7 separate regions of the Homo sapiens genome follow, and all the other regions are linked to region 7. The links are chromatin loops, found by intact Hi-C in ENCODE. Cell type or tissue: PC-3. All regions are shown on one strand. Region 1 has its middle 110 kb from the start of LINC02509. Region 2 overlaps LOC124900817 (a long non-coding RNA gene). Region 3 overlaps NEIL3 (nei like DNA glycosylase 3). Region 4 has its middle 90 kb from the start of HAFML. Region 5 has its middle 27 kb from the start of LINC02509. Region 6 has its middle 7.7 kb from the start of LINC02509. Region 7 overlaps VEGFC (vascular endothelial growth factor C).

Region 1 (4,000 bases), 200 kb after region 7:
TGAGAAACTCTAAAAGTCAATTCATGATGAGTGAATTATAAAATAAATAGAAATGGATACTTTTTTTGAGGCACAGATGGGCTCACAGCTCCTTTGGGTATAATGCAACTGATATCACCTGAGGAGAATATGATTCTTATCCTTTTTCGTCTATTTGGTGGAATATATTGGTAGACTAATCATCCTAGTTAAACAACAAAATTTTCTGTTTTAAGTATGAAATATATCTTCTTAGTTTATCCATATGTTGGCAAGAAAGTAAAAAATACTAAGGTTACAGCTTAGGTAACAGTGGGTACATGGTAAGTCTGTGAAATGAATTTTTTTCTAAACCAAGTGAATCTAAACACTAGTTTTCATATACTTTGCAAAGTTTTATGCGTAGAAGTCATAACAGTCTTCCTACCCTACTAATTACTGGATTCCAAAAAAGCCATAATCTGAGAATAAGGGGGAACTAGAAATAACCCCAATTAACCACAAAGAACTTCAAGGAAAAGGCCTGCAATGTCATAGTTTTCCTGTTGGGAAGGGAAAATATATCCCCTTGAAAACATGTAAAAATACGCCTATCTTCACAGATGCCAGGCTGAAGTCACACTATCTGAGACACACACACAAACTAAAACTGTAAATTTTACTTACTGTTTCTGGACTGTCCTAGCAGAAGCAAACTAAATCTGTTCTGGAGAAAAAACACTCCAGACCTCAAAGTTTTCAACATGTAAAATGTCAAGGCAAAGTGAGCACCTCATAGGAAAATAAAATCACAGAAACATATAAAGAAACAAAGCACCATAAGCAACACTGGAAGAAATAACAAACAGCAAAACCTGGCCTGCAAAGTCCTCATTAATGGGAATTATAAACATTTTATAAAAGTAGAAAAAAAAGTTTAAATAATCATAAGGCACAAGAAGATTGGGAGAAGAATCAAAAGAAATCCTAAAATTAAAAAAAAAAAACTTGAAGTTTAGAATTTTATTAATCCAAACTAAAAACTGGAGAAAATATCCAAAATTCATTTCAAAGTAATAAAAGAAATGGAAAGTGTGATACAAATCTTAAAGCTATGGGAGAGTTAAGTCTTAATATTTTGGATGGGGAGGAGAGAGAGACTAGGACAGAGGTATTAGCTAAAGGTATAATGGCTGAGAACTTTCAAGAACTTGAAAGACACCAAATGCAGATTCAAAAAGACTTGATTTTTAAATAAAAATAAAAAATGAATCCAACAACATGTGATAGTCAGATTACAATCTATCAAAGACAAAGGCCAGACATTTAGAGCAGCCAAAGAGAAATTCTGACAAAGGAGCCATAATTAGAATGACAGCTGACATCCTTATGAAAATAATGAAAACTTATACATGGTATAATATCTTCAATATGCTGAACGGAGATACTTGTCAACCTAGAATAGTACAGCCAACAAAAATAATCTTTCTCAAAAATGAAGGAAATATATAGACCACTTCATACAACCAAAACCTAAGGTTGTCACCAGCAAATCTACAGTAAGGTATTTAGGTGGAAAAAATGCTTTTAGATAGATGGGCTGAGATGTTAGATGCTAAAGCTTGAAATTTGCAAATATGTGGGGAAAATGTAAGAAAACATTCATAGGCAGAAACTCTACAGAGTGATTAGGGGATTGGACTCTGAAGCCAACAACCTGAATTGAAAATATGACTATCATTTAGTTGGTATGACCATGGGCAAATTAATAAACCTCAATATGCCTTTGTTTTCTCATTTGTACAGTGGTGATAATAAAGTCACCTCTCTCATGGGTAATCATAAGAATGATATGAAACAGTAAAGTACTTAGTAAAGTACTGGGAATATAGTGTGTATGTTATGACAATTATTACTACATAAATAGTAAAATAATAATGATAATGTAATAAATAATAATGTATAAAATAATGACAATGTTATATGGGATTTAAAATATCTAAAATTACATAAAAAGTAAGAAGGGTGAACATAATCACATTGTTTGGGGAAAATATGAAGATATTAATTAATTTTAGATTTTGATAAGTTTGCATATTAAAATTTCTAGAGAAATTGCCAAAAGAATAGGCAGTGAATAACTTCCAAAGAGTAAAGAAAAAAATGGCTTGAAAATCAATTCAAGAGCTGATTTGTGGGTGGGTTCAGTAGATGACATGCATTGTCAGGAGATTGGAAGGTGAGAATAAGAGAGAAATCAGTGTATTTTTCCCTTCCCTTTCCTCCTTGGATCATATCTCAGGAAGTGATTGCTCCTCCATGGCTCTAGCTCCCACTGGATAGACTCACTATAGTTGCACTCATGGCTGGCTGACTCATCAGGTTCTATAATCTGGCCTTTTCCTTTTGTCTGTCTCTAGCCTAGGGAAGGTTATAACTTCCTACTATTGCTAACATTGCCTGCTGGTTAGTCAGTCTTTCCACTAGCTGTGTAATCATGGATTAAATTACGTCTGTTCAAACACTGAGTGGTTTTTGTTGCCCTTGTTGGTCCCTCCCTAATACTATGATGATGGATTTATCCATCAAAATATCAAAGCACAAGATAGTAAATATTTAAATAATTTTTTAATTACCCTTGTTCTGATTCCCTGCTTACTGAGTAACTTTCTAGTCATGAGATATTTTCCAGATGGTTTTTTTTTGAGGGAGAAAGTGTATTAATTATTCCTAAGCAAGTTCCTTCCTTCCTTCCCTCCTTCCTTCCCTCCTTCCCTCCCTCCTTCCTTCCCTCCTTCCCTCCCTCCTTCCTTCCTTCCTTCTTTCCTCCCTCTTTCTTTCTCTCTTCATCTTCCTTTCTTTCTTTTACTTTCCTAATTATATTCCTGTGTACCTGTAAGCTTTGAAAATGGAACTGTGCTCTAGAAAGGCAAATCTACCTTGAGTATTGATATTTATGTGTCTGATTTTACAATGTTAAAGACCAGACCCAAGAGAGGGATGAATTCCCTAAATTAGGTATATTAACTGATAGCCACTTGGTATTTCCCATAAACAGCTTCCAATATTATTTATTTATACTTCTTTATGTAGACAGTATTTTTTTTATTTTAAAGAGTGCTACTTTCTACACAGATTCTGAGAAAGAAAAGTACATTGATTTTGCTGGTAGAAAATTCAAAGAACACTCATTTTCTGGTATCAATGGAAGTGTGGCTCTTGGAGATAATAAAACCTCTATGTATAGCCTTTTGCAGAAAAAAACTCTAAAAGTCTTAAGCAGCAGGTCTTTTAATACTTTAGAAATATCAATTCTTTACAAAAAGCCCTTATTTTCTCATTAGGCAACCTTAAGATGTCCAACCCAGCTGTTTTATTTGTCTAAACAAATGGGAAATGCAATTTCATAATGATAACTTAACTCTGTTCAGAAATTGGCAACTCCTCCTTTGTTTCAAAGTTTGTCTGACCATGCTTTCTTTCGCTCAGTAATTCTCAATATGTGCTTAATATATCCTCAGTGTGTGGCTCAATATATTCTCAATCCACAGTTGCTCACTGCAATGGCAGTCAGATAGGGCCTGAGGGGAAGCACTACAGTAGGGGACATTGAAGGGAAAATCTTCGTGAGAATCTTAAATGTTCCTGCCTCCATCGCCAGTCATTCTTAACATAAGATATATGATGTGAGCAATTATTTCTAGTAAAATATTAAATTTAAAATGTTTTCCTTTCAGTTTAAAAATGCAGATTTTTAGGCACTTTGTGGGAGGATATTTCCTTTAAAAAACAAGAATAAGACATTAGAGAACTTCATGGCAGATAAAAACATTCAAACTTACATTCTGATGGTAAAGAGCTGAATGGAGTAGAGGAATGGAATATTAAAGCAGAAAACTTAAAAGACAATTTATGTAAAATACAGGAATTATTTGAAAAGGAAGAATTTTATGCAATAATCTAATAATTACTTAAATTATTGGATAAATTGTGTAAGGAGGAGAGCCACTGATTTAGGAAACAGAATAGCTCACTTTCTCAT
Region 2 (4,000 bases), 290 kb before region 7:
GACACAGAGAGGTGAACATCACACACCAGGGCCTGTAAGGGGATCGGGGCTAGGGGAGGGATAGCATTAGGAGAAATACTTAATGTAGATGATAGGTTGATGGGTGCAGCAAACCACCATGGCATGTGTATACCTATGCCTGCACATTCTGCACATGTTTCCCAGAACTTAAAGTATAATAATAAAAAAAAATGTAATAGAGAAGAAAAATAAATAAAAATCTAAAAAAAAAAAAAGAATATGGGATCACAGATCGCAATGAAATGAATGGGATGAAATTCTCTCTGTCATAGCACTTGAGGACGAATCCACCAGTGGATTCCATCCAAAAGGCTCTGAAACAACAAGGGACTTAGTGCAGGCTGTGGTCCTTGGCTCCTTGGATAGTAGGCATTCAATGACCAAGCCACTTTCATTTTTGATGTTATGCAATTAGATATTAAAATGAAAAAGAAGTTATCTTTTGAAAACACTACTTTTAACAGCATGTGGCATACCATTTGCTATCTTAATTCCATAATTTCAAATTGTAGTTTTCAATTAGGGTCTGCCAATCATTTCCAGCCTCCTTTTGGGATTTCAAGGAGCTTATGTTCTAACGTGGTATTTTGTGTGGATAGCAGAATAAACTAAGTGTGGATGGGTTGGTCCAGTTGTTAAGGACATGGGTGCTAATGAGACCCAGGGGGTGGGTTTGGCCTCTGCCTGCAAGCGGAACAGTAGATGGTACTTTTGTTCCATGGCCACAGGCTACAGGCACAACTAAATGGTTATCTCCCAGATGCTTTTACCCACAAAGGGATGAGGTGAGAAGGTGTAGATTAATCATGAAACCCCTTCATCGCTCCTGGGAAAGCAGAAATCCTAGTATGGATCAAGACATGCATATGAGCAACAATGAATTTTAAATTCCAAAACTGAGGGTACTGTAAGTTCACTGTATTGAAAGTTGCTGATGGAGTCCAGAGTCTGTTAGAACATAAAAAGCATGTGGTTTGTATTTTAGAGACATAAGACAGTGCATTTAGTCTGCATATCTGAACACTTTTTCCTTAGAGATTTTCCCTGTTAAATGGGACATTTGACATGGTAGAACAGCATGTGCAGGCAAAGCACATTCAGAACTTCATTGTTTTGAATTGGCTATAACAAAGCACAAAGTTCTTTCTAGGCACTCCAGCATAGCTCTTTCCAAGTCTGGGCTCCAAAAGGGATAGATTAAACAGGAAGGGTACCATGTAATGCTAATTCAGTCTTATCTAATTCAGTTCAGTAAAAATCTCAGTATTTTTGGTGTTCAATATACCAGGTAGACATTGTGGAAAACGGAAAGGCAAGTAAGACATCACTCATGACTTCCAGAGGTTTATATTATTGTAAGGGAGGTGGACATGGATGAATTAAAGGTCCTAGAAAGCAGACTCTGAGAACAATGGAAATACAGGTACAAGGGCAATGAGGGCTCAGGAGAGACCACATGATCGATTCCAACTGGGGAAACCACAGAGAGCATCCTGGAAAAGTTACAAAACTTTAAAGAATGAGTGGACTTAAGTATGCTCAGTTACTCTGTTTAATCTATGTATTATTTATTTATTCTTCCATTGATTTATTGAACAAATACTTTGGGATTCCTACTATGTAACAGTTATGTTGGTAGGAGCTACACAAGTGGATCATGGAATCTGGAGTTGAAGACAGACATTATTCAAATGATCACATGACTTACTATGAGCTGATCTGTGTTCTGAGGAAAAATAATTGACTATGTAAAATATAACAGAGGAAAGAGGCTTAGACCAGGGTTTGGGGAATGCCTGACATGAAACTTGACCTGAGATATGAAAAATAAATAGATGTCAATTGGTGATAAACGGGGTTGGGCCCACAGTTCCGGTAAGAGGAAGGGCATGAGTATCATTGACTTCATGATGCAAGCTGGTGAGAATGATCATTTTATCAGAGACTGTTTGCTGTGCAGAGAGAGAGACTGCACGTGTTAAAAGCACATTTTCTGGAGCCAGATTGCCTGGATTCCAATCCCAGCTCCACCACTCACCAGCTGTGTAACCTTGGGCACTTCGCTTCTCATTTCTAGGCTTCATTCCCTCACTGTAAATGGGGTAAGTGTAAGACTTATCTCAGAGAGTTACAGTGTAGATAGTATACATTCATAATGATAAAATAATATATTACTGATTAACTAGATTAATATACAATGTTAATATAATAATATTTAGGATTAAATGTATTAATTCATTATTCATTAAAATTATTTCCTGACATAAATCTTATAAATTGTATATTATAGAAAAAATAGTAAATATGTAATAGAATATTAGAATCATATATATGAGAATAATAATAGACATTATTATTATTATACCCATGAGTCTAAGTTGAAAACTCTGAATTTTCTGATTTAATAAGTCTGTATTTGGCCATATATTTCTTTCCCTTCTATAACATCTTTTCAATTCTCCAAACAACTAGGATCTCTGGGTGTTCTTTTGCCTCTTTTTCTAAAAACAATCATTTATAGGACATCTCATTCTGACTCATCAAATAAAGTCACTGAAATATGACATTCTTACTTAGTGGGTGGAAACAAAGGGATTTTTAAGAGAAGCAACATTTTTTCAGCATGTTTTATGAGTGCAAATCATAGCATAGTAAAATGATGCAATCCTCCGTGTTTTGTTTTCCACAATAAACTTTCTTTCTCCTAATAGTTAAGATCGTATATATTTTTCAGATTTACCCATCTCAAGATCAGTAATGCATGATTTTATTACACCCATAATTTTACCCTCATGTGCTGACATATACAAATTTATTTTGGTGGCATGTTCTTAATTTCTGGAGCTGCCATGCCATTTTCTTGACTAGTTTTATTTTGGTTTTGACTAATCTCTTATAATTTTGAAAAATAGAGCACTTTATTTTATGGTTTATATTTTTAATAATCATAACTCTCTTTTCTTCGGTTAACAATTCCCCCAGGTTTAAATTAATTCCTGTCCATTTACCCTCCATTGAAGCATAGCATTACATGAATTTATGTTACAGCAGCATACGTGGTGCCGAATACATAAAACATATAAAATATAATCACACACACACACACACACACACACACACACATATATATATGTATACATATACATATATTTTTTAATTTATTTCATTTTTGCCTAGGCTGGACTGCACTGGGGCTATCGTGGCTCACTGCAACCTCTGCTGTCCGGGTTCAAGCGATTCTCCTGCCTCAGCCACTCGAGTAGCTGGGATTACAGACACCCACCACCACACCCAGCTAATTTTTGTATTTTTAGTAGAGACGGGGTTCCACCAGGTTGGCCAGGCTGGTCTTGAACTCCTGATCTCGGGTGATCCGCCCACCTCGGCCTCCCAAAGTGCTGAGATTATAGGTGTGAGCCACCATGCCCAGCTACATATATATGTTTTTGCCTTTCCAATTAGATAACAAATCTTTGAGGGTGGGAGCCAGGCTTGTGATTTTTCTAGTATTGTTCCAGAGTATCCTGCGCTGGGCTCAGCACAAAACAGTTGCTCCATAAAGTCTAGTTGGATTTAATTGAAGTACTTCTGTAGCAAAACTTTGCAGCACTTACTTTGGGGCAGCTTTCTCAGCTGGTAAGTATCAATGAAAACTTAAATGACTGTGAAATAAATTATCTTAAATGTAAAAGTCAAAAATAAAAATCAATTACTTTTCTATTTTGTTCAATGGTTTTTATGGAAAATATAGGCTTGCCTATCCTCACCTACTAAGTTGTCATACAACAATATATCTGAATAAATAAGATTTTCTGGTAACACATTGTATATTTTGAATGAAATTCAGTTACTTGAGTTTTGAAAATGGCTTAAATGGGCTAGAAAGACATAAAACGGTGAGCTGCCTCACTTTTATAGCAGCTGTGTGAGACTATGATTATAAAAACATGCCATGTAAAGGTATCAATCTGCTACAAAT
Region 3 (4,000 bases), 550 kb after region 7:
AGGCTTCACATCTCACAAATACTATATTTTTCATTCATGTTTGATTGAAAAAAATCTACATGTACGTGGACCTGCTCAGTTCAAACCTGTGTCGTTGAAGGGTCAGCTGTACATATAGATATTCACACACAGGCAACAAGCATGAGGCATCAGAGGGTTTCTTTTGGGATTACCATTGACGGCACATGTGCCAAATAATAATTCTGCAAGGGTAACACTGAGATTTATGTTAGGCTGTGTCAGAAAAAAATTCTTCAGTAAGGTCTGTGTCTGAGCTCTTCCATGTGTTAATAAGTACTTTGATATTAATGCATGTATAGAAATGCATATCTTTTCTAAAGCTCGATAGTGACCTTGGTGGTCATCTACTCCTGTGCCTATTTTCCCTTCCCTTCTTTCTGTTTTATATTGTTCTTGGTAATTTTTTTTTTTGAGTCCAGCAAGACTTCTCAAGGTGTCTGATAGACAATGCTGAGACTTTGAAGATGTCTAATACAGAATAAATATTCAATAAATGCTTGAATTTACAATTAAAATGTATAAATAGGAATCATATTTTGTCAGTAATATTATCAGTTCAAAATATAACTACTGTTAATGGTACTAAATAGATCCGTAAGAAATAGAGCTCTAGAAGATATTCATATACGATTGACTCTTGAACAACACAGGAATTGGGGTGCTAACCCCTCCCATTGAAAATCTATATACAATTTTTGACTCTTCAAAAACGTAACTACTAATAGCCTACTGTTGATCAGAAGCCTTACTGATAACATAGTTCACACATATTCTGTATGTTTTATGTGTTACATATGTATTATTACAATAAAGTAAGCTTGAGAAAAGAAATTGTTATTAAGAATATGGTAAGAGCCAGGTGTGATGGTCTGCGCCTGTAATCCCAGCTACCTGGGAGGCTGAGGCGGAAGGATGGCTGAGCCCAGGAGTTTGAAGCTGCAGTGAGCTATGATGATGCTGCTGCACTCCAGCCTGGGCAATAGAGTGAGACCCTGTCTCTAAAAAAACAGAAGAATATCATAAGGATTATATTTACTACTCATTAAGTGGAAGTCGGTCATCATAAAGTTATTGCTCCTCATCATCATTACATTGAATAGATTGAGGAGGAAGAGGAGGGGTTGGTCTTGCTGTCTCAGGGATGGCAGAGGCAGAAAAAAATCTGCGTATAAGTGGACCCTCCCAGTTCAAACCCATGTTGTTCAAAGGTCAGCTGTATTCAAAATCTATTTACAGTTCTCTTTCACAGAATTGGCAAGGCGTATTATTTCTTACAGTAATGAGCAAGTCATGAAACTAGGCTCTGCTGTTTTTTCCACTTCAAGGTTTGTCAATTAACAGATGAACAGATCCATCACCTCATGAAAATGATACGTGATTTCAGCATTCTCTTTTACAGGGTAAGAGCAAAATTTTTCAACTGTGTAAAATGTAAAATGTCAGTGGTTTCCTTTTGGAGTGCACCAAAAAATGTGAAAGCTGTATATAGCCATCTAGTGGAAAGAGCATGGAGGTACATTAAGGGAGAGTGACATTATGTGGGTGTAATTAACATCTTGAAATTCTAGGTCATAGGTCAGTTCAAACTCGTCTAACTATAACCATATTCAATTATCTTTATACCAAGTTAGGAGCAGCCATGTTGGCATTTCACAGACTCTTTTTCTATTTTTGGATACATAAAATATAGAAAGTCTAGAGAGGCTGACCTACAGTAACACTTTCAGATAACCTTAGTTCCATCAGGCTTTGCCACTGACTATAGACCTTGGTTCAATCAAGCTTTGCCACTTACTACTATCTGTGTGGTTTAGATTCTTTGGATAACTTTATTTAAGTTTAGTTTCTTCATCTGTAAAATGGGATAATAATGTTTCTCTGTCTACCACAGTTTTGAGAAGGAAGGACTTGCTGACTTGTAAATGTGGAAAGTTATATACTATATGCATATATAGAATTCAATAAACACATCTTTTAAACAAAGTAATGCAAATATGTATTTTCTTTCTTCACAGTCCATTTTCTGTATCCAAAATTTTCATTTTTACTATGTTCAGAAAGTCAGGTATTGTAGTATTCTTTATTAATTGGCCTAAAATGTGAATGAACCTCTTGCTCTGCAGATCGGTCTTGAGTAACTATGGCTATTTTTAAATTGCATTTGCTTACTTCTTCCTCCAGAAAAAGATGACCATAGAAAACTGCCCATTTCCACCCAGATTAAATTGGGTCTTTCAATACTTTCCTTAAATTAATATAAATTGTGTAATTTTCAGCTCATACGTGGTGAGCCATATTTCTGGGCTTTTAAATTTTCACAGTGCTGATGGAAACTCAAGATATTTTCTTTGTAGGAGCCTTAAATATTTGTGAGTGGAATAAAACTGACCAAATATATCAAAATATCTTTTGAAGTAGAATTTATACCAAAATGGAATATATTCTCTGCTAGGATGGTATTTGAATGTTTATTTTCTTTCTTTCTTTTTTTATTAATGAATCTCTAAGGTTAAAAAGGAAAAAAAAATCCTTTTTCAGGTCAACAAAGAAAATGCTCTTATTAAATTTTGTCCCCTAGAATTAAGTTTTTTGGTTGTTGAAACTGAGTGAGCAGTTTCAGTCTTCTAAAAATAATCAGATTTCAAGCTAATCTAGCCTTTTTCTTTTAACTATATAATTATGGTTAATTTAAAAAGCCTTAAAAGTGTAAAAGACATTTTTAAATATAGAACTTTTACATGTCATTTAGATAAGAGGATAAAGCTATGCAAAGAGCAATTTTGAATACTAATGTCATTAAATAATGACTTATTTCACACAAATTTTATTTGACAAATATTACCAAATCTTGTCAATACCTTTTTCTCTGATGAAAGAAAAGATTATATTGACATATGTACAAACATATGTAAATTTTTAGCAGATGATTTTCAGAGGTGACTTTCGAGAATGTGTCTTTGGCTCCTTGGCAGCACTGTTTTGTGGATAACAGAATTTTTTGGTTTTTTTTTTTTTTAGTGCCGTAAAGCAGGACTTGCTCTCTCTAAACACTATAAGGTTTACAAGCGTCCTAATTGTGGTCAGTGCCACTGCAGAATAACTGTGTGCCGCTTTGGGGACAATAACAGAATGACATATTTCTGTCCTCACTGTCAAAAAGAAAATCCTCAACATGTTGACATATGGTAAGATATTGAATTTAAAGGGATACCATTTGCCCTAACCATCTAACTAAAAGGCTAATAATCTGAGAATATAACTGAATAACTGTCAGGCTATTCAGAAGAGAACGTGACTCAAAAGTATTTTAGTCCTTGAAAGGAAATAGTAAATAATGTCACCAAAGAACCTGAGGGAGCCAAAGATGATTTATGGACCAGTTCTGAATTTAGGTGGAAAATCTCTGGCTCAGGGAATAATATCTAGCCTTTACCTTTAACCTAGTTTGTAAAGTGAGTACCAGGAGATGTCAATAATTGGAAAAAAATGCAACTACCTTCAAAAGTCTCTGCTTCACTTAGAAATAATATTATAAAACAAAAGCAAGATCTTTTTACAGATTGTATGTCTAGTTGGTGAAATAATAGACCACTTACTAAACCCACGTGTAGTAGTTCTGCCAGTTGCTGAGTATGTCTCTTCCAATGATACATTCCAGAACTGGAGAAATAACCGCAGGATAGGTTTGAGGACTTACTGTGAGAAGTATTTGGGCTAAAACTCCATTGATCACCTGACCAGACTGGTGGTGGATCACAGTGATATTTTTGTCTCCTGGAATTAGTGTCAGTTCAGAGCCAGTGTCCAATAATCCTTGAAAAGTCTGATTATTTTCTTTTCCCCAATGTACAGTTACCTTGGTAACAGGCCATAGGACCTTTTGGGGGAAATCTAAGAGAAAGATTATGCAGTAGAAAGCAGCTGCATAGCAGTATATGTGATTATAAGATTATGTAGTATAAAGCAGCTGCATAGCAGT
Region 4 (4,000 bases), 230 kb before region 7:
TTTCCTGGTGATTGGGTTAGCAAGAAGGTGGGACAGAGGATGAGACATAATCATGAGGGGCTTCCAGTAACAAAGAGAATGTAAAGGAAGGAAATGAAAGAGTGTGTCTTGTAGAAGTGTATAGTGGACCTTGAACAAACTGTTTTGTATCTTCAGTAAACTTTAAACTTTATTCAGTCTTCAGTAAACAAAATATGCTTTCATAATTTTGAATGGAAGATCAAGATTTTGAAACTTTGAACTTGTAATTAGAGTAGATGCATCAGAAACTATAAGGATCACAGTTGCTAAAACATGATGCAGTATAAATCTATCGATACATGCAACCCCTTGTTCAAAGGACAAACTACAATGGTTATGAAAAGTATACAGAGAAAAGCCTTCTATTGGTCAATAAGAAATATAGGGGAATTCATGTTGCTTTCATAAAAGCCTATTTTTAATGATCCATCTCAAAATCACCTGGTGAGCTTGTTGAAAATGCCAAATTCCTGACCCTCCCCAGAGAAATTCTGATTCAGTTGGCCTGAGGGTGAGTCGCTGGGCTATCCATTTCTAAACACCCCGGGAGATTGCTATGTCTGTGGAAGCTGGAGAACCAGACCCCCTATAGTAAAAATGTGTTTAATATAGGTTTTTGTGATCTTGAAAGCATATTTACTTCGAGCATATTTGATGGAGATAGTGTAAATTTCCTCCCGGTTAATTCAGCCTGTAACAAGACATGGCCATAGGAGGCCATAACCATGCCAAGCCACCGCCTACGGGGTAGCAGCTGACTCTAATTGAAGGGCAAGTTCTTGCCCATAGCTGTGGTTCTGAAAGCACCGACGTATAAAGCAATGGGAAACATCGTCTCAATACACCGGCTCTTTGTTAACATTCAACCTACGTATTCTCCACATGAAATATTCCAATCAGGAAACGCTGGATTTGCTTTCATTTGAGCTAGTATCAGCTCTTTTCAGATGTATCAACAGATAAAAAGTTAAATAGGAAAGTGGCTTAATTGCTGTGGCACCAAAGCGTGGGCGGCATTCTCTCTCTAAATGTTGTCTGGGTACATTGCAATACGCTTAGGAGAGGCATGAGTATTGTCCCTGTTGAGTATCATTTGCTTAGGCGTATTCTTTTTAGTTATTTCATTTTGTTACACTTTTTGATAATGATAAATAGGAAATTATTGGCTTCATTTTAAAACGTGGTAGGATTGCAAGTCCGATGCTGAAATTTAAAATTCTCAAAGATGGAAAGTGGGGAAATAAAATGAGTGGTTTTCATTCTTCCCAAATTCCCACTCCCCTTTTCTGCTTCCTGTTCTTTGCTTTCTCTTCTGTCTGTGACTCGGTGACTCTTGTCTTCTTCTCTTTCCATCATTCTCTGTCTTCTGTTAAGCCAGCCAACAGCAAGACAAATGAGACTGATTCTCTGGCATGTCAGTTACTCTGTTGCATGATCTGATTATTTTTCCGTTTTGGTTTATTATATATGGCTGAAAGCTTCATCGTCGTATTCCAATGACTAAAGTAAACAGTATTTATGGTTTTTATGTTAAGTTTTATGTTATATAACTACACAGTCATCATTGATGTTTAATGTGTAAGGATATGCATTGTTTAAGTGTTAAAACATGTACTTAGAAATAATATTGGCATTTGTCTTTAATGGAAAAAACTTTTTTTTTTTACATTATGGTTGCCAGATTTGGCAAACCGGGAACATGACAAGAAACTACGTTTTACACATTCTTCATCTCAGTTACTGAGGAGACGGAACAATTTTCTCTCTGGGGATTCTTTAGAAATAAATCCCAACAAATTTCCATCTATTAAACTGCATGTTTTAAAGACAAAAATGGATGGCAGTTTGGGTTTTTTTTTTTTTTTTGTACCTTTATGATTATTCTAATAGGATTAGAAACAGATCAGAAGTCCTTGAGCTTCGTAACGAAAAAGAACACACTAGATGGTGCTGTGATCCTAGCAGCAAAACCACGCATTTAAACAGTGCTTATGTCAAAGCTGGAATGAAGGAAAGCCCAGTGTGCATATGGAATTTTGTCTGACACTAGGGGATACACTAATATCAGTGTACAATTCATTTTTGCAGCATTTATATTTACCTGAAAAAATGACTTGCTGAAGTTCTGCGCTATGACAACATTGTTTTAATAAATGTGTGTGCCAGTGAGAACATGAATGCTTACGTATGTTTATATGGGATAGGTATTCTGGTTTTATCTGATTTGTTTCTGATTTTTATCTCCCATTATTTCCTTACAGGTGCACTATGTTCCAATGCGACTGGAATAATCCTAGACACAGCTTCCATCTTCACACCATCTTGTCTCCCACCCTTTGTTCCTCCAAGTGAGATAGATCCACCATCTGTTTCTGTCCAGACCTTGCCTAGCCTATCAGACCAATTTCGAATGTCATGCCTTTCATGAAACCTTTCTGATTACCTCAATCATTCCTTGTTTACTTTTTTTTTTTTTTTTTTTTTTTTTGAGATGGAGTCTTGCTCTGTCGCCCAGGCTGGAGTGCAGTGGCACGATCTCGGCTCACTGCAACCTTCGCCTCCTAGGTTCAAATGATTCTCCTGCTTCAGCCTCCCGAGTAGCTGGGCCTACAGGTGCATGCCACCATGCCAGACTAATTTTATGTATTTTTAGTAGAGACGGGGTTTCACCATGTTAGCCAGGATGGTCTCGATCTCCTGACCTCGTGATCCGCCCGCCTTGGCCTCTCAAAGTGTTGGGATTACAGGCGTGAGCTACTGCGCCCGACCTCCTTCTTTACTCTTAATTCTCATAACAACTCTTTGTATTTATCTTATGCATATTATATTCTGCCTTGCACTGTTGTATACTTTTCTTACTATACTGTAAGCACCTTGAGAACACAGATAAATTCATATGCATATTTTCTCTTTTTCCTTCCTCTAGAAACCTTTATAAGAAGTACTGCATCTTGAATGTAATTGGTGCTCAACAATATGCATACAAGGCAGGAGTAAAAGAATGAAAAAATAAATTCCTGTTAGAAAAGCTTTTGTTCTGGATATCACTGTTTGCCCTCCAAGTTCCATCACATTGCTCCGAACCATGAGAAGCAGACCTCTGTGGAATCCATCAACCAGCCATGCCCCTTGGCCTCCAGCTGGTGTGGCCAATGGGAAGCACCACAAGAAATATGAAGATAAGAAAAAAAGTGTAGAGGTATTTATTTTTCCTTCTCCATCTGAGCCAAGTCATGAGTTGGCCCAACTGTATTCTTCCCCAGAAGGCCACAGGTATCTGGTATCTGGCTCCGTTTCTTTGCTCCTTCAAGCCATGGGTGATAACTTTGGATGTTTCACTGTCTGTTTTCCTTAACTCTGTCCTGTTATTAAACTCTCTGAAATAACCCCTTTTGAATATGCCATCTATGACTCATACACAACTGATGACCCATAAAGGACATTGGAAATGAATTGCTTCACATAAGAGGTCATTCTGATAATGCAAACAGGACACAGCATCTTAGAGGACTGTTTATATAATTGTGATTTGATTTTACCTTTATTCTCAGGTCAGAAGACAGCCTACTGTGACACGTAAGTGTCTACTCTGATTTGCATAGAAGTTTAAAATAAGCATCTTAATGATTTGAGAACATTCACTAATTGCTAACACTATTAATATATTTCCTTGTTTTATAGCCCAAGAGCCATTTATATATTATCTCATCTTAAAACATTCCATCAGTTATTTTTCTGCTTACACATAGAATTTCTAAATCAAAGATCTGAAACACCAATTTTCACACCATTCTCCAAGGGACCTAGATTCCTAATGTAAGTTTTAACTTCAACATGAAAAATAAAATATATTTGTCTTTTTTAGTTTCTAGCAAGTCTGTGATCAAGATGGACATCAATGTATTAGAAATTATCATAAAATGACAATATTAAACACCTCGTTATTGGATAAGATTGAGATGAAAATTCCTTCCTTCCT
Region 5 (4,000 bases), 110 kb after region 7:
AAGATAGTATATACAAGCATATTCACTTAATGTTTTGTAATAGCTACCTCCTGCCATAAAAAATAAAAAGAACTCATCTTTTACCAGAAGCATTTTTATAAATTAAGGTTTATCACACAATTAAATGCTACATAGCCATGAGAAAATGAACTATATCTACATATTCAAAGATGGCTAAGATGTATCATAGAGTGAAAAAAATCTTTAAAATCTATAGAGAGAATATAGAAAATTATACCAATTGTTAACAGGGATTAACTTTGAGAAATGGGGCTTGGAGGTGAATGTGTGTGTGTGTGTGTGTGTGTGTGTGTGTGTGTGTGTTTATGTGTATGTATTTTGGGAGAGGCACCATATTATATATAATTGTGCATGGGCTTGGAGGTGAATGTGTGCGTGTGTTTATGTGTGTGTATTTTGGGAGATGCGTCATATTATATATGATTGGGCATGGTTTGGATTTCTACATTTACATTTCCAATAGTTCTTTTAAGTATTTGAATTTTTCTTTAAGAATTGCAACTAACAGCCGGGCGCGGTGACTCACGCTTGTAATCCCAGCACTTTGGGAGGCCGAGGCGGGTGGATCACGAGGTCTGGAGACCGTGGCTAACAAGGGGAAACCCCGTCTCTACTAAAGAAAAAAAAAATTAGCCGGGCGTGCTGGCAGGCGCCTGTAGTCTCAGCTACTCGGGAGGCTGAGGCAGAATGGCGTGAACCCAGGAGGCGAAGCTTGCAATGAGCCGCCGCTGCACTCCAGCCTGGGCGACAGAGCGAGACTCCGTCTCAAAAAAAATAAAAAAGAAAGAAAAGAAAAGAATTGCAGCTACATATTATTAAAATGATTTCCATCTGGTAGCAACATGCTTGAATTGTAAAAAAAAGAAATTAAAAAGGAAATAAAACTCATCTATACTAAGAAACTAAAGTGATAAATTAAAAAGCACAGATCAAAAATCAAAGTTTTCATGCATTTAACAGCCATGCCATATAATAAAATACACTGGAGCTAATGATAGTAGAATCGAGCCCATTACAGTTCTTTGGTTTTGACAAATTTAAACAATTATCTTTCAGCACTCCTCCACGTTATCATTTTAAACTTTTAAAAATATAGAAAGTGAGAACATTAGGGAAGATAGGGGTAAGAAAATCAGGCATTTTTTTCACATCTTGTATATATATATACACATCTCTCTCTCTCTCTCTCTCTATATATATATATATCTATATAGAAAAAAATATAGAGAGGCTTGCTACCTTCAGATAAATGACTTTTTGCACTATACACACTTTTGTTAAAAAAAAAAAAAACCAAGGCAGAGCACTGTGGCTCAAGCCTGTAATCCCAGCACTTTGGGAGGCCAAGGCGGGCAGATCTCCTGAGGTCAGGAGTTTGAGATCAGCCTGGGCAACATGGTGAAACCCCGTCTCTACCAAAAATACAAAAAGTTAGCTGGGTCTGGTAGTGTGTGACTGTAGTCCCAGCTACTTGGGTGGCTGAGGCAGGAGAATCGCTTGAACCTGGGATCACCACTGCACTCCAGCCTGGGTGACAGAGCGAGACTCCCTCTCAAAAACATAAAAATAAAAATAAAAGCCTAAAAATAAAATTTCCGTCTTCATTGAAATAGACTACTAAGGAATTTTGACAATTATAATTTATTATTACTATTATTATATTTTAATTAAAATTCTTGGCATTGAATGGGCTCAGAAGGGGGTTGGTTTCCACAATTTAAGATTCCAAAGAAATTCCATATCACAATTTTGTTCAAGGAACAGTTTACATAGGTCACGTTGTGCAGTGGACTGAACCACAGGCATGCAGACAGCGCTGGTGTGAATATTTTAGGCTCCAGCAACATACTGCCTCAACTTCTAGCCCTGTTTCAGTGTTTCTCATTGGTAAAAGGAGATTTTAGTCTTATAGATGTTAGACTTCTCTTCAATATCACATGCTGCATGATTCTAGGTAGTCAATATAAAATTAATCAATAAGAAAATGGCAAATATCAATTAAATGTGTGGTGAAACATTTACTTACCAAGTTCTAATAGTGTTAGAGACAGAGTCATGGAAAAATGGGTCAAGCCAGAAAATGTTCTCTACTGCAGGAGTCTCAGATTCAGACATCTACAGGTAATTTGGATCAGTAAAGGGTGCTGGATTTAAGGCAAAAGAAATGGTGAAGGTTGTGGCAGATATGCATTGCATCCAGCGGCTTGTCGCCATATAGGAATGTGGATCGTGTTGATACGTTTTTCTGATTTTCAAGAGAAGTCAAGAATTAGGACTGTTTCATGAAATTTCTCAATTTCTAAAATATTGTGATGGTTAAACAAAGCATGCCTGTGGCTTAAATACAGACTCTGACTTGCCCATCAGTGACTCCTATTTCCAGAACTGTCTATGAAAACAGCTAGAATTAGTAGTATAGTCATTTCCTCTTTGGGTGAATCTGTGGTTTTGAAGATCACATCATTAAAATGAAATGAAACATAAATGTATTTGTCACACTTACTCATATCTAAAAGGAAAATGAAAGCGAAGATGGTGGACTACATTTTCCTGAAGCCACTGTATAGCTTAGAAAGTGGAAAATTACAACTTAACAGATTTGCAGTACTGGTTTTGGAGTCTCATATATACAGTATATTCCTAAAATTATTTATAATTTCTGATTATTTATAAGATTATTTGTGATTTCTAAGATTATTTATGATTATTTATGATTCCTAAGTTATTTATGATTTTTGTGTGTAATGCTGGAGCTCAATTTCTAAACAATGCCTATTTATCCAGGCTTGATGCACTACAATTCTCTCTGGATTACAATTCTATGATCTAGCTTTAGGCCCTTTCTTTGCAAAACAGAGAAAGGCATTTGAGTTGCTTCATTTAAAGCAATAATTAAATATATGGCAAAATTACAGGAGACATATAAAATAATACATAGCTGTAATCATTGACTCATATGCACTATCAGTTATAGCTAAAATATACAGCAAGGACCTGTCTGTACCATGTGTGTTTCTTATTCCCCTCACAAAGCAATCATTTGGGGAGCTTTATGTATTAAACGTACTGGCCACAAAGGACTTTATTTGGGAATGCTGCTGTGCTTGCTCTGGCATAGATTTTCACTCTGAAAATGTCTGTTGAGATGTGATGGCTCAAATGTTTTCATTTCCAATAGTATGTCATGGTACATTTTTCATATATATAAAGTTTTGGTGCCGAAGATTGGTAAATATTTTTACATAAAATTAAAAACTAATAGAAAAATGGAGAATACTATACTATCTTAGGCTTATTCCTCATGTTACACAAAGAGCTTTCTTCAGCATTTAAATAAATACTGCAAATACTTTCAAGGTAAGATTTATGTTAACACTGAGAAGAAAGGATATGTTGAAACCGTTTTGTTCATTTAATCAAATGTAAACAATCATTCTAGAACATTCAGATTATGATACATAGAACTTGAAATGATCCAAATTTCCTACACTCCTTTATCCAATTAGTCAAATATTTGCCAATTTTCTCATACAGCAATAGTTGAACAAGCCTATATTGGCCATTTTATATGGACAGACTGTGAAATCTCAGAAGCTCTTCCATTGGTCCTCTGTGATACACATTTGCTCTCGGAGGTAGGAAAGTGTGGTAGCAATGGAAAATGTGTGTGTACAGTGGACTAGTAACAAACACTGTCTCCAAGGGCCACAACTCAGGAGGTGATACAACTAGTCCAAAGATGTGTGGCTTGTGTTTTGCCCATAAGACCAAGTCATTGGAAAAGCTTCAATAAAAATTGTTTTTACCACATTTAGCTTTCAGGTTAATTTGTTTTTGCTTTCAGATGCAACATATCCTTGCTCTTGGTCTTACAGGTAATCAACCAAAGAATAACAATTAGGTTTAACAATGCGGAAGAAAACACTAATAAGCTGTCAGAAACCAATGTCTATCTGTAGCCTCTGAGAAACAGAGTCTG
Region 6 (4,000 bases), 93 kb after region 7:
TTTAACAATACATTGTAAGAGTTTTTCAAAATTATTACACATTTTTGTATTATATTAATGCTGTGTAATATTCCATTTTAGGGACACCATACTTTTTAAAGTAGGTCTCTGTTGCAGTACACTGGGATATTTTCTGATCTTTTTAATAATATGAACAGTTCTGAGTAGAACTTCTTAGTAGCTCAGTCACTGGATATATCCATAACAATTATTTGAAATCAGTTCCTACCTATAGACATCTATGGAGCTACTGCAGAATTACATGTCTTGATAACCAATAACAAACAGAAGTTTGGTACGCTCATTCCAGTTTTTATTGCCATCTGTGGTGTGTGAGAATCCCTATTCCTCTCCCTGTTCCTCTCACCCACTTTGGCACCAGTGTTATTATTCCTTTTTAATTTTACCAATTTTTTTTTACAAGGAAAATGTCATCTCACTATTTTAATGTGCACAGTGCTTACTTTTCAAAACTTTCTTACACATATGTATGCAACTCTCTAGTTTACAAAGGTTCATTCTTCTGCTCTGTAAACTGTTTCCTGTGCTTAATTTGGAAAGTGTGAAAGGCCAAATTTTTGTCATTAGAGCTACCATTTGAAATAGTTTCTGAGCTTTTAAATTTTATCAACCAATAAACTATAAAGATAAAAATAGAACTGACACAAGATTGTCAAATAAGACATCATTATTTTGCCAAATAAAGATGTAAAATGCAAACCAATAAAAACTTTTTCAAACCATCTTTTTTTAAAGAAGAGGATTTTTTAATACAAGAAATAGAATAGCATAATCTCAAATTTAAAAATTGTTTATTACATTGAACAAATATAGTTTTAAGAAAACTTGCTATAATTGTTTCTATTTTTCACATACATTGACAGACAATGGAAATTTCACTGGGAATAGCAATGTTTCTTGGATCGGCCATGATTACCTCAGTGCAATTATACTGCTATTCAGCCGACCACATCCTCATAAAGCCAGGTCACTTGAAACAATGTCTGTCTGGGTGAGTTTTGGAGGCAATTGGCAGTTTCCTTTAGGTACTGTCAGTACAATACATTGATATATTTAGACTGGGATGTTGTAGACATAGCTATGTGTGATTATGCCTATTTATTCTTGATATTATCTTTAGGGCTTCTGAATTACTAAGAAAAATCTAGATGTCATTAGGCTCCTGAATTTAGATCTCTGAATAGCAACCAAAGAAACTAATTTAGACAGCATAGTCTCAGCTTGGAGAAAATTCTACTCTTAAAGCCACATTTGTTGATTCCCTTGGAAAACATTCTTTTTTTTTTTTTTCTCGAGATGGAGTTTCACTCTTGTTGCCCAGGCTGGAGTGCAATGGTGCAACCTCGACTCAGTGCAACTTCCGCCTCTCAGGTTCAAGCGATTCTCCTGCCTCAGCCTCCCCAGTAGCTGGGATTGCAGGCTCCCGCCACCACACCTTGCTAATTTTTTGTATTTTTAGTAGAGACAGTTTTTCACCATGTTGGCAAGGCTGGTCTCGAACTTCTGACCTCAGGTGATCCACCCACCTCGGCCTCCCAAAGTGCTGAGATTACAGGAGTGAGCCACCGTGCCCAGCCGGAAAAACATTCCTTAAAAGTGTTTTACTTCCCAAAGCTTGTTCCAAAGGCTGGGCAGATTCTACACTGCAGGTATCCCAGAAGCTGAAGAAGGAACTGCCCAATAGGACTTATTTGCACTCTTCCTTAAAATGTCGCGGTGTGGAGTTGTGTTAACACTTCACGTGTCCTATTGCTTTCCCTAGATTTGTCCAGCTTCTGCCACTTACTAAGAGAGAGTATGTGTTTCCGAGGCGAATTGCCTGTTGCTAGCTGAGATTAGCAAAGCTTCGATAGCCAAGAGTAAACATTAGTTCTGGCTACTGCTTTTTATCCTTACTTTTTATCTGGTCTAATGTCAACACAAATTCTCCTATTACTGTCTTTCAAAATGACTTGGGAATATTGCGGTTCATGCCAAAATCAACATGAAAATAAGGTAGAGCATATTCTGTTTGGGCTGAGAGAGCAATAATATATTGTTGTTTTTCTTCTGTCTGCACATAGCCCTACATTTAGGCACTTTAGCATGTCCAGCCAAATTTTGCTTCCTAACATAGGTTTCATGTTCCTGTAGATGTTTTGTGGGATGCTCCTTCGGTATTAAAATGTGTATTTCAAGAGGCAGCCGTAGATTCTATTAAGCGTGTATGTAAACGGAGAACAAATTTTTCCCGATCTTTATCCTTTCTTTAATGTAGATAAATTCATTATGAGTTGTGCCCTGTGTGGGCTCAGTGGCAGGAACTTGCGAGATGCACACATTCCCAGGAAATGAGTTTATTTGCTCAGTAATATTATATAAATATATTGTTACCCCCATTTAAAAAGTCACCCTAAACACCCATAATGAAGGAAGTGCATAAGCTCTGACTCTTTAGGTCAATGTTTTCTGTGCTAAGCCATTAAAAGAGCATTTAGGAAAGGCTTAACCTTACTGAAATCATGTACATTTATGACACTAGAACGCTAAGTCTGTTAACAAGTCAGTCATGCACTTGGAATAACTGTTCTTCCAGGTTGAGTGTCTCTCTCCTCAAAACCACAATACCACAATTGCTATAAATGGATTTATAATGTTTAGCAAAAACTAAAATGTGTCTACATTTGAAGAATGGAATGGAGGTTTTAAAAAAGAATTTCGTGATTCAGAGACAGTTAACAGTCTTCTGACCTGGAAGAGGCCAAGATAGCAATTTCACCAGCAGAACCTTGAGTAAATAGAACAGCAGTTATTGTTATTTCCACTCAGGGGGAAATTACTTCCCTTGAATTGTCGTCAAGAGGAGTGGTTCTGATGATGTTCAGACCTGCTTCTGTGTCTTGGGACCAGGCCAGGACATCGCAGGAAGGGCCAGCCACTGCAGCATCACCCTCTGCGGTGCTCAGAGCTACCTCTCTGATGTTGTGGAGACAGAGCTCCTTGTAAGCCTTAACCATACCATGGTACTCAAGCCAATATGCCCACCATTTGCAAGTGCAGCATGATGTTTAGGATATAATGGGGATTTGAAGTAGGAGGCTTAGTTTTTTTTAGCTGTGTGTTAGTTATTTAGACTTGGTTAGTCATGTGATATGGAAATCAATCTGACATTCCCTACAACCTAGGGTCTATACATAGTATCTGAATAAACAAATTTGCTCTCCAATTCCCATTTCGTAGTCATTCTTTAAACACATCTTAACTAGAAGCAGAAACTATTGTTTCATGAAAATGGCTATACACTTATATATACTTTAATACACTTATGTATACTTTAGCTAAAATGAAATTTGTAATTGTGTCTGCTCTAGTGTATAATACATGCTCTCATATATAAAATAATAATTATGATGGCTTTTTGTAATCATTATTATTTAATTACAATATGTTAACAATAACAATAATAATACTCTTATATTTCACAGACTACTTCAGGTACAGATTATAATAAGATAACTCAAATCTCTACCTTTAATAGGAATTTATAATTTTGGGCTATGTGTTCCAGATGCCAAAGTCTCCTTTAAACTATCATAATTTATGAGAATTTATAATATTTAAAACAAATGAAAACTGTTTTATAATGAAATAATTTAATTAATTTGTGTGTGAAGTCAATGAATTTCTAAGACTGAATGTCCGGTTTGCCCACTCTGAATACTCTTGCATGACTGGTAGCAAAATTGGTCCTCACACATCAAACATAAGCTTTCTTCTGATGCTAGAAAGGCTGCTCTCTAGGAAAGCAAGAGTGAGATTCAATAAAATCCTGGTCTAGGTTTGAGTATGGGCTACGCTACACTGTCATGTGTGAGCTGGAGAAGTCTTTTGGCTTCTCCATACTTTGGCTTCTTAAATTGATTCATTTATTTGGCAATGATAATAATGTTCTAATGGGGCTGTTGGAAGACTAAGTAAGATAGTGAATGGAGAGTCCTAC
Region 7 (4,000 bases):
AAGGAATAATGTAACTGGTGAAAGGTGAAACAATATATGCTCAGAAGTCAGAGGAAGTATAACGCTTCTGCCAACTTAAATTTGTTCTTTCCAAATCCACTTATTTGTGAAAGGTCATTTGGCAGAGGTAAAATCACAATCTTTCACTGAAGTTACTTGAGCACAACTTTGAAAAACCGTTTGTCAGAAAATCTTGTTAAGCCTCCAGTTAAGCAGTCGTTCTTATAATATTACCATGGATTAGGTCATTTATAATTTATCTTTAGTCAAACGAACACCATGTGGTAAAGCCTGGAAGAAAGTCTGGGTTTATTTCCGTTTGTCCCGTTGTGGGGAATTAGGACCTAAATAAATGCAACAAGGTGCCCCTAACTGCAAAGTCACACGCAGTGCTTTTCTCTGCCTTCCTGCACGCTGCTATAGTGTGCCAAAGGAGACCAGCAGAGGGGCTGAAAGGAGTCTGAATCACAGGCCCAAAGGCCCAAACCCATTACCACATTTCTCTAAAACATACATGCTTCTCGATTTACGATGGGGCTACATCCTGACAAATTCCTCCTGAGTTGAAAATATATTTAATATACAGTAGAGTACCTGTTGTTTACTCTCACGATCACATGGCTGACTGGTCACAGCTCACTTCCATTGTCCAGCATCCAGAGAAAGTATTTTACTGCATATTATTAGCCCAGGAAAAGATCAAAATTCAAACCTTGAAGTATGGTTTCTACTGAATGTCTATCGACTTTGCACCATTGTAAAGTCCAAAAGTCCTAAATAGAACCATTCTAAGTCGGGGACTGTTGGTATATGCCATAAAACTTTTTTTAAAAGAAAAAAAGGAAAAAAACATCTATTCTTTTTCCTGGTTAAGTCATTCAGATCTTGGGTTCATCATCCTTAATGAAATAAAATAATGTCCATATTATGGAGGTGTAGTGAAAAACAAAACTAACTTGCAAAGCTCTTTGCGAAGTGCTTAACACACGTTATGAACATCACAGATAATGATTATAAACTCCTACTCTCAATAACAACCCCAGGACTGCCAAAGGCAAGCAGGCAAGCACAGTCCCAGGGATTCGGGAAACCTTCATTAGTCTCACGCCAGTTCCTCTGTTGGTGAAAACCCCAGCAAGAGCTGAGAAACAGCATTCTGGGTTGGACACATGGAGATAACTAGGAGGCCAGGACCTTCCTCTCAAGAGGAACCGGAACCAGAACTGGAAGTCCAAAATGAAATCTAAATCCACTACCCTCCGTCTTTCTCAACTCAACTGAAAAGGACAGGATTAGAGATCTACGGGTCTTAGACATATGCCACTAAGATCAGTAATTAACTGCTTTCTATGAAGCAATTTTGATAACTGTCTTGTGAATAAATAGCTATCAATCAGATATTCATAGTTCAGAAGACTATAATGGAGTGGAAATCAAAATGAAAGATGAATTGAACTTTCTATATCTAAAACCTCATATAAGTAGCATCACTCAGAGGAATGTCAGAAATCTCTTATAAGAGTAGATGTTGACAAACATAATCATATACTATAAGAAAAATTGTAAATAGAACAGCTTCAGACTTGCTATTCTCTTTTGTTCCCATCATGTCCAGTTAATTTTACTTTTGCCTGCCTTACTTTTTTGACACTGTCTTGTTTGTGTTAACATCCTTCAGAGAAACATTTTAAGACTTTTCAGTAAGTCATGCAACCACAAATAACTAGAAATAGGAATCCAGTAAATGCAAATATAAGTCGAGGAATAAGGAGATCTTCATTCTATTTGTGATTTTTACCTACAATCTTTTGCATGGCTTTACGGGTGGGCTGAAGGGCTGGATGGCTAACCTTGGTTCATAGTTTGTGTGCTATTTTTGATTTTTTAAATATTAAAAAAGTTCCTAGGTGAAAGTTATGAAAACATTGCATCTATTGGGATTATAGATATTTAGCATCTTCTGTTTACCTTCTGAAATATTTTCTTGGGGTTCATGTAGTTATAGAAAATTAACAATTGATTTCTCCCCAGTTCTTCTCTAGTGCTTAAATCTAAATGTGGTGCTTGTACAGGCCACTAGGGAGAGACATAGAGTCTTCATATCAGTTTCTTGGCAGTTGTGTGACATGTTTCATAGCAAGGACACAGCAGTTTCACTGAATGCATTAATGACACATGCCCTGTCAAGGCTCTATTCACCCACTGGGGAACGACACTTTAATGGAGCAATGAAATACTGCTTTGTGGTCTATGGAACTCAGAGATGATGTTTCATATGGGAAATGATGTTTCATCACATAGGAAAGGAACCCACATCACATGCAGAATACTAACCCATATTCACCATACAGAATATAAAAATGGTTAAATATGAAAAGCGACATTTGCAAACAAAAATGCATAGTGATTTTCACAGCAATGGTAAAATTTGCCATATCACCAATGGCAAATTTTACATCACCAACGAAGACACTTTTGAAAGTTAAAAATAAGTTAACTTTTTTAATCCTCCAATCCCATACCTATACATAACACACGTAAACACACACACACACACACTCAAGGTACATTAATTCTAGACTCACCCAGCAGTGAGTGACTCTCATACAGGCTATTGGCTTATCAGGGAATGTTTCTCATTTTACTCTCTACTGCACATTTTCTTACTGTAAACCAAAGTAAGTGACCGTAACCAATACAGAGATGTTGCCTTACTAAATCATACTTTTACTAGTTTTGACTTTGCAGAAATAGCAAATAGGTACTGCAAAATCAAGGACTCAAATTATCAGAAGCGTTATTGAGCCGATTATTACATTTCTGCGGTATTTAAGAACAGAAAGATATTTTCATCACTATAGTTACGGCAATGTAAGTATAGGCACTGAAAATTATTTTTGTGATTCACAGAATGCAGTCTGTTCTATTTCATGTATATTGTTTTTACTCAAGAGGCATTCCTTTAACCCCTATATTAAATTATTACACATTCCAACATTTTAATGTTTTCCCAAAATTTAAATGCAAAGGTAGTTTGATTTCCAAAAATTAGTCTTCTCAATCTTTAAGTGTATTTCAAAATATAAATATAAATAAAATATTTCAAAATATAAGGCTATTTTCTACACATTGTGTATGTGTTAATCAACAGTCAAATTAAAGTTGACTGTAACACACCACAGGTACCTCTCCACTTGCCACCAGTTGAAATAAACTACCGCAGTATAGTTCCAGCAAGGGGTACTGCAAGTGTTTGAACTGAAATGTCGAATATAACTTCTTTAGGAACTCTCTTAAGCATACTCTATATGGTTATGGCAGGTATGAACTTTTTAGATAAAGATATACTCTTTTGGAAGAGCCAGTAAGAAGTAGGAACACACACAAATCCTTTTTCAAAATCAGGATGCCTCAAAAGTATTTTGGCAACATTTTCAGGCAAAGGATTAAACACCTCTTATTTAAAAGAAAACAAAACAAACAAAAAACCCAAACAAGAAAAAAAAAAACTTAGTTTGCAGTATCTCATGACCAGATTTTAGGAATGAAGAGCTTATAAAGTTGAAACAAGCCTTGCATTGCTTGATTGTGATCTAACTGACTCTAATCTCCCGTTACATCTCAAGTCTGACCAACTTCAAGTGAACTCTGAAAGCTCTGGAGCCTGGTTACTAAAGTCCCTGACACTTTTTTTCTAAAGTCGCTCACAGCGCCTGGTGCTCTGCAGACTATGAACACTCCAGGAAAGTAAGGCTGGGTTGACTGATCACCAGTGTCCCAGAATCTGTTTGGAGTCCCATGAATCAGCTGGGGAAAGAAACGAGCATTTCCCGACCAAAATGAACTCATACTCTCCAGAGCCCCGCTGACTGGGCAGGGTTCAAGACCCCTTGGTTGCCCCAGAGGAAACCAGTCTGAAATAGATTTCGGGATCTCTCACTGGGCACCTCTCCGGGCCCTTCACTCGTGTAACTTGCTTGCCTCTCTAGTAACAACTTTC

What was found. Hi-C counts contacts between places; a loop is a spot of excess contacts. Peaks named below come from ENCODE experiments on the same cell type or tissue, not always from the same donor. Only the 100,000 strongest peaks of a DNase experiment are listed, where the experiment ranks them.
Region 1: a loop joins it to region 7, with 5 times the contacts of the local background. A loop is called at or near these places in 2 of 110 quality-filtered maps.
Region 2: it touches region 7 in a loop (4-fold over the local background); 2 of 110 quality-filtered maps call a loop at or near these places.
Region 3: a loop joins it to region 7, with 7 times the contacts of the local background. A loop is called at or near these places in 8 of 110 quality-filtered maps.
Region 4: it touches region 7 in a loop (5-fold over the local background); 27 of 110 quality-filtered maps call a loop at or near these places.
Region 5: a loop joins it to region 7, with 5 times the contacts of the local background. A loop is called at or near these places in 8 of 110 quality-filtered maps.
Region 6: a loop joins it to region 7, with 8 times the contacts of the local background. A loop is called at or near these places in 6 of 110 quality-filtered maps.

What each region holds. Positions count from the first base shown.
Region 1 is chr4:176,986,046-176,990,045 of GRCh38, forward strand. No RefSeq gene overlaps it. Among named protein-coding and RNA genes, the nearest start is that of LINC02509, 110 kb to the left of the region's middle. In PC-3, no CTCF peak of the experiment used is centred here; a DNase peak (open chromatin) is centred at 2,386; H3K27ac peaks cover 2,530 bases.
Region 2 is chr4:176,497,102-176,501,101 of GRCh38, forward strand. All of the region lies in intron 2 of LOC124900817 (a long non-coding RNA gene), which reads left to right. Among named protein-coding and RNA genes, the nearest start is that of HAFML, 160 kb to the right of the region's middle. In PC-3, no CTCF peak of the experiment used is centred here; DNase peaks (open chromatin) are centred at 1,930 and 2,590; H3K4me3 peaks cover 335 bases; H3K27ac peaks cover 2,977 bases.
Region 3 is chr4:177,338,437-177,342,436 of GRCh38, forward strand. It overlaps NEIL3 (nei like DNA glycosylase 3), which reads left to right. Exons shown (of 10, transcript NM_018248.3): 5 at 1,347-1,421; 6 at 3,040-3,206. Among named protein-coding and RNA genes, the nearest start is that of NEIL3, 31 kb to the left of the region's middle. In PC-3, a CTCF peak has its summit at 1,510 (motif pointing left); no DNase peak of the experiment used is centred here.
Region 4 is chr4:176,561,794-176,565,793 of GRCh38, forward strand. No RefSeq gene overlaps it. Among named protein-coding and RNA genes, the nearest start is that of HAFML, 90 kb to the right of the region's middle. In PC-3, a CTCF peak has its summit at 1,957; no DNase peak of the experiment used is centred here; H3K4me3 peaks cover 307 bases.
Region 5 is chr4:176,900,701-176,904,700 of GRCh38, forward strand. No RefSeq gene overlaps it. Among named protein-coding and RNA genes, the nearest start is that of LINC02509, 27 kb to the left of the region's middle. In PC-3, no CTCF peak of the experiment used is centred here; DNase peaks (open chromatin) are centred at 531 and 2,441; H3K4me3 peaks cover 1,067 bases; H3K27ac peaks cover 3,711 bases.
Region 6 is chr4:176,881,417-176,885,416 of GRCh38, forward strand. No RefSeq gene overlaps it. Among named protein-coding and RNA genes, the nearest start is that of LINC02509, 7.7 kb to the left of the region's middle. In PC-3, no CTCF peak of the experiment used is centred here; DNase peaks (open chromatin) are centred at 2,445 and 2,805; H3K4me3 peaks cover 1,695 bases; H3K27ac peaks cover 3,827 bases.
Region 7 is chr4:176,787,992-176,791,991 of GRCh38, forward strand. The region is part of intron 1 of VEGFC (vascular endothelial growth factor C); the gene reads right to left. Among named protein-coding and RNA genes, the nearest start is that of VEGFC, 2.9 kb to the right of the region's middle. In PC-3, a CTCF peak has its summit at 2,058; a DNase peak (open chromatin) is centred at 2,180; H3K4me3 peaks cover 4,000 bases; H3K27ac peaks cover 4,000 bases.